Linked DNA regions of Homo sapiens: region 1 is linked to region 2. A link is an interaction called in ENCODE POLR2A ChIA-PET data of the cell type or tissue named here. Cell type or tissue: MCF 10A. All regions are shown on one strand.

Region 1 (4,000 bases), 200 kb after region 2:
CTACATTAATTTTCTCTTCTTCCTAATAAAACTCAGCATCAGTATTTAAGATTTTAATGGCCCCCCGATTTTTTATTATTTTGTTTTTTATTTTTTAAAATTCATTAAAGAGAATTTTCAGTACTAGACAAATTTCAGCTATAGTTCATATTTTCCTGTTTGTCGGTGTTTTGCTTAGTGAGTCTGGTTTCCCAAGAGTATTTTAACTTATTTCTTCAAATTCTTTGTTTTTTATTGAGTAACTAGCCTTACTAATCAATTCGAAAACGTTTGTTTAATTTTCCACCTCATGTCTTAATTCCAGAGATGGTTTTTGTGTTGTTGAGGTTTGGGTTTTACTGGGGTTACAGGAAATGCGTATTCAGCTGGGGGTTGCCTTGCTGAGAAGTATTCATGCTGGTTGTCAGTTTTCCACTGGGGTTTTCATAGTGTTTGTATTCTTGACTGTACTTTTTCTGTCATTTTAGTGATTTAATGTTATCTTGGTGACTAAGATTTAACCAGATCTTTGATTTAGTCCCAGAGACTTGAGCAAGGATAGCTTTTAATTAGATTAGACTTTTTTTGATTGCTTATTTCAAGTCATTTGCTAGGTTAATTGCTTTAAATTGGCCATTTTGTGTTCTTCGTTTTTTCTTTTCTTTTTTTGCCACATGGTAGTTTAATCATCTTGTCTTATGTTTTAAATGTATAAATAATATAACTTTTAAAAATTCATACTGGAAAGGACCTAGACCTTATCTAATTCATTTATCTCACTTTAGATATGAAGATACTGATCCCACAGGCCCTTAGGCCTTTATAGTGGGAGAGCTAGAATTTTAACATTTATTTGGTTCAGTCAGGTGTTGGATTTTTTCCCCATTATTCTGTACCACTCCCCCCTTTTTAATTTTGGATGTCAAGTTAAATTATCTCCAACCTGTGCAGATCTCTTGAGTCTCAGTTTCCCTATTTCTAGAATGAGGATATTGCACTCCTAAAGCTCTTAGCACTGTGTTAGCATGTACTTGGAGGATCTCCTCTTACATGGCTTCATTCAGCCACTTTAACTTTTCCCCTTCATACATACAGGGCTCATTTTTCCTTGCTTTTCAGTTTTCACTTACACTACTTTCATTAGCCTTCTTGCAGCCCATTCAGACCCAAGCTCACTTACCCTTTGAGGCTCATCTGAAATCCTAACTTCTCCATGAAACCTTCTCTAATTATTCTAACCTTAAGAGTACTTGTTTGACACATCTCCTAAATGTCAAAGACTATTTGAACCCAGATCTACCTGACTTCAAAGCTTGTGTAGCTTTGAAAACTACTCCCGAGTAGGAGTGATTTTAAAGTTTCAGTCCAATTCAAATATTCAGCTTCCTCAAATTTTTAAAAGAATGAAGTGCTACATAATCTTTTATCTCTTCTATTTTAAATACTCAAAGCACTTAAGTGCCCATTTGTATAATAACATACTGAGGATTTTATAAATTTATACATCAGCCAGCAGTCTCGGCATTTTAAAAGTTTGTCTCAACCAATACAGAAATAAGTACAAGATGTACAGATATAATAGTATATGAATATTTCTATTTTGTATATGTTATAGGAAGCACAAAAATTCTTTTATCTCAGAATGTCATATTTTACTAGAAAATTGATGGCAAAAGGCTAAACCAAAATGCCTACTCATTTTTTCTACCTCAGGGACTCTTATAATATGACAAGAACTATTGGGATTGTGTGGAAAATCACAAATCAGTTTATAATACTGTATTACACAGTGTGATTATTACTATAACAATCCTGTTACATCTGTTTTCACACACTGTCAAACTCAAGGTGTACAGTATCTAGACAGTATATGGAATAACTAATAATTTGCTTAAAACCCAGTCCTTAACCATGGGTATTCATCACTCTGAATTTTAAGCCTTGACATTTATGTCTGCTACAGTGGTATCTGGTGATAGAGTTGAGACCCTTGGGAGTTTAGTCCTTAGAATTTTCCTTTCCTTTGGGCAGTCTTAAGAAAGTTAAATTTTACAAAGTATCTCTTGAAAGAGCATTGGCTGTGGTCTAAGAGTAGAATTAAATGTAGCAATTTTATTATCTTTGGGGCAAAGGATTCTACCAGTGTTTAAAAACTCATTTTAAAGAAATATAATAATTTTGACATAAGCCTAATCAGCTGAGTGAGGTGGCTCATGCCTGTAATCCCAGTACTTTGGGAGGCCGAGGTGGGAGGGGATCACTTGAACCCAGGAGTTTGAGACCACCCTGGGCAACATGGGGAAACCCCGTCTCTACAAAAAAATACAAAAATTAGCCAGGTGTGATGGCACATGCCTGTGGTCTCAGCTACTTAGGAGACTGAGGTGGGAAGGATCGGTTGAGCCTGGGAGGTTGAAGCTACAGTGAGCCATGATCGTGCCACTGCATTCCTGCCTGGGAGACAGCAAGACCTTGTCTCAAAAAAAATTCTCCTCTCTAACTTCTGTCTTTCTAAACATGGAAGATGTATTTGAACATCTAGAGAGGAGCTGTTATAAAATAAAACACTTTAAAAATTAATTGCTCAGACCCAAGTATACATTATCCATTTTCTTTTTTCGAGATGGAGTTTCGCTCTTGTTGCCCAGGCTGGAGTGCAGTGGGGCAATCTTGGCTCACCGCAACCTCTGCCTCCCAGGTTCAAGCAATTCTCCTGCCTCAGCCTCCCGAGTAGCTGGGATTACAGGCATGCGTCCCCACACCTGGCTAATTTTGTATTTTTAGTAGAGTTTCTCCATGTTGGTCAGGCTGGTCTTGAACTCCTGACCTCAGGTGATCCATCCACCTCAACCTCCCAAAGTGCTGGGATTACAGACGTGAGCCACCGCATCCAGCCTCCATTTTCTTATTTAAGACTTACTGACTTGTCTAAGATCTCTTCCTGCTAAGTTATTTCAATGATATCTTCTTATAGGATTCTTATGGGAATTTTAGTAGTTTCATTGCAGATCAATAATGGGACCACGTTTTGGGGGAGTGAAGGGTGGGGAGCTGGGAATAAGACTATACATAATCAGAATTTTTGATTTTGCAGATTGCTCTAGAGACATGTTCTGATTTCAGTTGAGCTATTTCAGTTCCATATTTTTGAAGCTGATCCTTCGTTTCAGCCAAAATAGTAGATACAAATCAATGACGTTGTTAAACCTTTTTCTGAATTATTTTATTGCTTTGTAATTTACAAGATTCTTGACATTAGTGGTAGTGTTCACATTTAAGCTGTTATAACAGCCTTCTAATGGTAGACTTTTCTAAGTTTTATTAATTGAAAATGCCCACAAAATGATTATTTTACTGATTCACTTGTAATTCCCCCTTCCTTTGACAGGATATCTATAGAGAAATGGGGTTTGGTCACTATGAAGAAGAAGAAAGCTGTTGGGAGAAACAAAAGAGTGAAAAGAGAGACCGAACTCAGAACCGAAGTCGTAGCCGATCTCGAGAGAGGGATGGCCATTATAGTAATAGTCATAAATCAAAATACCAAACAGATCTTTATGAAAGAGAAAGGAGTAAAAAGAGAGACCGAAGCAGAAGTCCAAAGAAGTCCAAAGATAAAGAAAAATCTAAGTATAGATGAAAGATGAAGAGGCAGAATTGAGAGGCTAACATATTTACTCTTGTCTAACTTAAGAGTGCCAGGAAAGCAGATGCTTAGATTTTGTGTCAAAGCTTGTTATTTTTTTCATACTAGGATTATGGTCTTTAGATTAATACTGATTATATAGAGCACGGAAAGATAAAGAATTGAACATTTTCTTTGTATACTTTTTTACACTAATTTTATTGTTATACATAAATGGTAGTCTTCATTTTTGAAGTCTTACATTTTCACTCTTTTTTTAATGAAGTATTTCATACTACAAAAATACATAAACGTATATATAAAGGGATAATAAATGTAAATATCTGTGTACTCATCAGCCAGCTTAAGATACAGATGTTGTCGACATTTTAGAAG
Region 2 (4,000 bases):
ACCAGCCTGACCTACATGGTGAAACCCCATCTCTACTAAAAATACAAAAATTAGCCTGGCGTGGTGGTACACACCTGTGATCTCGGCTACTCAGGAGGCTGAGGCAGGAAAATTGCTTGAACCAGGGAGGCAGAGGTTGCAGTGAGCCAAGATCACCCCACTGCACTCCAGCCTGGGCAACAGAGCGAGACTCCATCTTCAAAAAAAAAAAAAAAAAAAAAGAGATGTCCAGTTTTGTGTATTATGATCCCATTTTGGTTAATAGTAGTATATGTTAGAATATTCAGTATTAATAGTGATTATTATTAGTTTCCTGTGTCTTATGTAACAAATCACTATAAACCTGGTGGCTTAAAACAACATAAATTTATCCTCTCACAGTTCTGGAGGCCAGACGTCTAAAATCAAGGCATTAGCAAGGCCAGTTTTCTTCCAGAGGCTCTAGGAGAGAAGCTGTCCCTTGCCACTTCCAGCTTCTGTTGGCTGCTGTCATCCTTGGCTTCTGACTTCATCATCACATTGCCTTCCTTTTTCTGTGTGAATCAGACCTCCTTCTGCCTCTCAAAAGGACACTTGTAATTGCATGTGGGACTTACTCTGTTAATCCATGACAATAACTTAATCTCAGAATCCTTAATCACATCTGCAGCATCCCTTTTTCCAAATAAGATAACATTTACAAGTTCCAGAGAAGATTAGGAAGGGGAATATCTTTTTTTTTTTGAGACAGGGTCTCACTGTCTCTCCTAGGCTGGAGTGCAGTGGTACAGTCATGGCTCACTGTAGCCTCTACCTCCTGGGCTCAAGTGATCCTCCCACCTCAGTCACCTGAGCAGCTGGTACCACAGTCACACACACTGCCACACTCAGCTCATTTTTTGCAGTATTTGTGGAGACGGGGTTTTGCCATGTTGCCCACCCAGGCTGGTCTTGAACTCCTGAGCTCAAGTGATCCTCCCACTTTGGCCTCCCAAAGTGTTGGGATTACAGGCATAAGCCAGGAATATCTTTTTTTTTTTTTTTTTTTTTTTTTTTTTTTTTTTTTTTTTGCGACCGGGTTTCGCTCTTGTTGCCCAGGCTGGAGTGCAATGGCACGATCTCGGCTCACCACAACCTCCACCTCCCGGGTTCAAGCGATTCTCCTGCCTTAGCCTCCCGAGTAGCTGAGATTACAGGCATGTGCCACCACACCCAGCTAATTTTGTATTTTTAGTAGAGACGGGGTTTCTCCATGTTGGTCAGGCTGGTCTCAAACTCCCGACCTCAGGTGATCCACCCGCCTTGGCCTCCCAAAGTGCTGGGATTATAGGAGTGAGCCACTGTGCCTGGCTCAGGAATATCTTTTGAGAGGCCATTATTCAGCCCGCTACAGTGATTCTCACTCTTGAGGAAGGTGAATTATGAGGGACTTCTACTTTTTCCTACTGTATATATTTATATAAATACTTGAATTTTTCAATAAGGATGCATGCTGTATTTTTTTAACAGCAGAAAGAAGGGGCAAGTTACCTGCATTTGTAAGTTCAAATATTTTTGCGCTACCTACTGGTGACCAGGTCCCATTATAGGGAAATGGAAGCAAATATTTTGACAGAAGCAAAACTATGTTTCTTTTCTTTTTTTCTTTTTTTTTTCTCTCTCTCTCTCTGTCAGAATGATCTTGGAAATGGTAAAATAACAATAATAATAAAGTGATGATTAACTTAGAGTTGAAACCCAAAGTAAGTGAGATATTGAAAGAATACCTAGATCCTATAAATGAATTGCAATCCAGATACTAAAAGAACTGACATGTAAGATTCCACAACAGTGTTAATCCTTGATCATGGAGAAATGGTAGGTTTCAGAAGACCTAATATAGAAAGTATCTTCACTTTTAGAAAGGGCCAGAGGTGAATTCTGCAAACTTTAGACTGGCGAGCTAAATGTTAAGCTTAGAAAAACTCATTAGTAAGCTATTAAATTAATATTTTGGGAAAGCTTAGAAAAGAAAATGCTTTAGGGACCAGCTTCCTTCATAAAAAGCACATGGTATGTCCATCCTAATTTCATTTACAAAATAATTATATTATTCATGTATTATTATGTTATAGATAGAATATGTGCAATTTTCAGGCAATGAAAAAGTTCATCTTTTTTTTTTTCAAAGTGGAGAAATGTGAGCTGCTTGTAATAGAGTTTGATTGATTCATAGCTAATTTAGCAATTGTGCCATGAGAGCACTGATTTATGAGGTGAAGTCATCAGGAAACTACCTCTAGTGGCTGCTACAGGGCTTCGTCATGTCTCAGGCCTGCTGCAAATTGTGTGTGTGTGTGTGTGTGTGTGTGTGTGTGTGTGTGTGTATAATTAATTTCTATAAATATAAATTTTAAAAAATTAAAAATGGGTATATTTTTAACAGCTTTATTAACATACAATTTATATACTATAAAGTTTACTCAGGCTAGGTGGGGTGGCTCATGCCTATAATCCCACCACTTTGGGAGGCTGAGGCAGGAGGCTTACCTGAGCACTTGAACCCAGGAGTTCAAGACCAGCCTGAGCAACATAGGGAGACTTTGTTTTACAAAAAATTAACAACTTAGCTGGACAGGGTGGCATGTTCCTGCATTCCCAGCTACTTGGGAGGCTTAGGCAGGAGGATGAGCACAGGAGGTTGAGGCTGCAGTGAGCTGTGATCAAACCACTGTACTCCAGCCTGAGCAACAGAATGAGACCCTGTCTCAAAAAAAAAAACAAAAAAAAAACCCCTAAGTTTACCCATTTAAAGTGTTTTTTTAGCATATTTTCACAGCAATAAATTGTAATCTAATTTTAGAACAGAAAATAGGTTAGTTTTGTATACAGTATGGTGAATTTGCTTTTTTTGCTTAGGATACATTTACTTATCTGTTTATATCTGTACATTATATAGAACTACATCATTCTGCCGGCCACAGTGGCTCACGCCTGTAATCCCAGCACTTTGGGAGGCTGAGGTGGGTGGATCACCTGAGGTCGGGAGTCCGAGACCAGCCTGACCAACATGGATAAATCCTGTCTCTACTAAAAATACAAAATTAGCTGGGCACGGTGGTGCATGCCTGTAATCCCAGCTATTCGGGAGGCTGAGGCAGGAGAATCACTTGAACCCGGGAGGTAGAGGTTGCAGTGAGCCAAGATCGTGCCATTGCACTCCAGCCTGGGGAACAAGAGCGAAACTCCATCTCAGAAAAAAAGAACTGCATCATTCTTTTTGACTTAGATGTATATTATATAAATGTACTATGAATTACTTGAACAATCCTCCACTGATGAACATCTGGACTGGTGTCAACTTTTGCTGTTATAAATGATGTTGCGAGGAACAGCCTACATCTTCACATACTTGTGTGTATATTCCTTTACTTGTGTTGCATTGTTCCTCTTAATCCTAGTTCAATTTATTAGATGTTGATAACCACTTTATGTCTCAGGAGTCAGTTTCAGAGAATTAAATGTCCAAGTCCACATTGCTACTAATTAACAGAACAAGTAATTTTTTTTTTTAATGTAGACAGGGTCTCCCTATGTTGCCCAGGCTGGTCTCAAATTCCTGAGCTCAAGCAGTCCTCCCTTCTTGGCCTCCCAAGTGTTGTGATTATAGGCCTGAGCCACCATGCCTGGCCCCTGAACAAGTACTTGAATCTCATTTTTTGTTGCTGCTTTCCATTACAAGTGCTGTGCTTTTCTAGTACTCAGAGAAGTACTGTATATCCAGCTAAGCCATTCATGAGATTCATCCACAAGATCCAACCACCTCCCACCAGACCCCACCTTCAAGAGTGGGGACTAAAGTTCGACATGAGATTTGGTGGGGACACAGATCCAAACCATATCAGAGTCCTAGTTCATAGCTTGGAAAATAAACTCAGGCATCTGTTTTTGAAGCATAAAGGGACCTTCTGGAATAGTGGTTTAAAAATCTTTTTAAAGTGGAGGATTGCAGTGGCTCAAGCCTGCAATCCCAGCACTTTGG

Evidence for each region. Peaks named below come from ENCODE experiments on the same cell type or tissue, not always from the same donor. Only the 100,000 strongest peaks of a DNase experiment are listed, where the experiment ranks them.
Region 1: POLR2A ChIA-PET joins it to region 2 with 5 read pairs; 5 of 35 experiments call an interaction of 5 or more read pairs at or near these places.

Annotation. Positions count from the first base shown.
Region 1 is chr6:149,505,072-149,509,071 of GRCh38, reverse strand. PPIL4 (peptidylprolyl isomerase like 4) reads left to right here. Exons shown (of 13, transcript NM_139126.4): 13 at 3,368-4,000. The coding sequence ends at 3,619. Among named protein-coding and RNA genes, the nearest start is that of ZC3H12D, 22 kb to the right of the region's middle. In MCF 10A, no CTCF peak of the experiment used is centred here; no DNase peak of the experiment used is centred here.
Region 2 is chr6:149,703,233-149,707,232 of GRCh38, reverse strand. All of the region lies in intron 1 of LATS1 (large tumor suppressor kinase 1), which reads left to right. Among named protein-coding and RNA genes, the nearest start is that of LATS1, 13 kb to the left of the region's middle. In MCF 10A, no CTCF peak of the experiment used is centred here; a DNase peak (open chromatin) is centred at 2,262.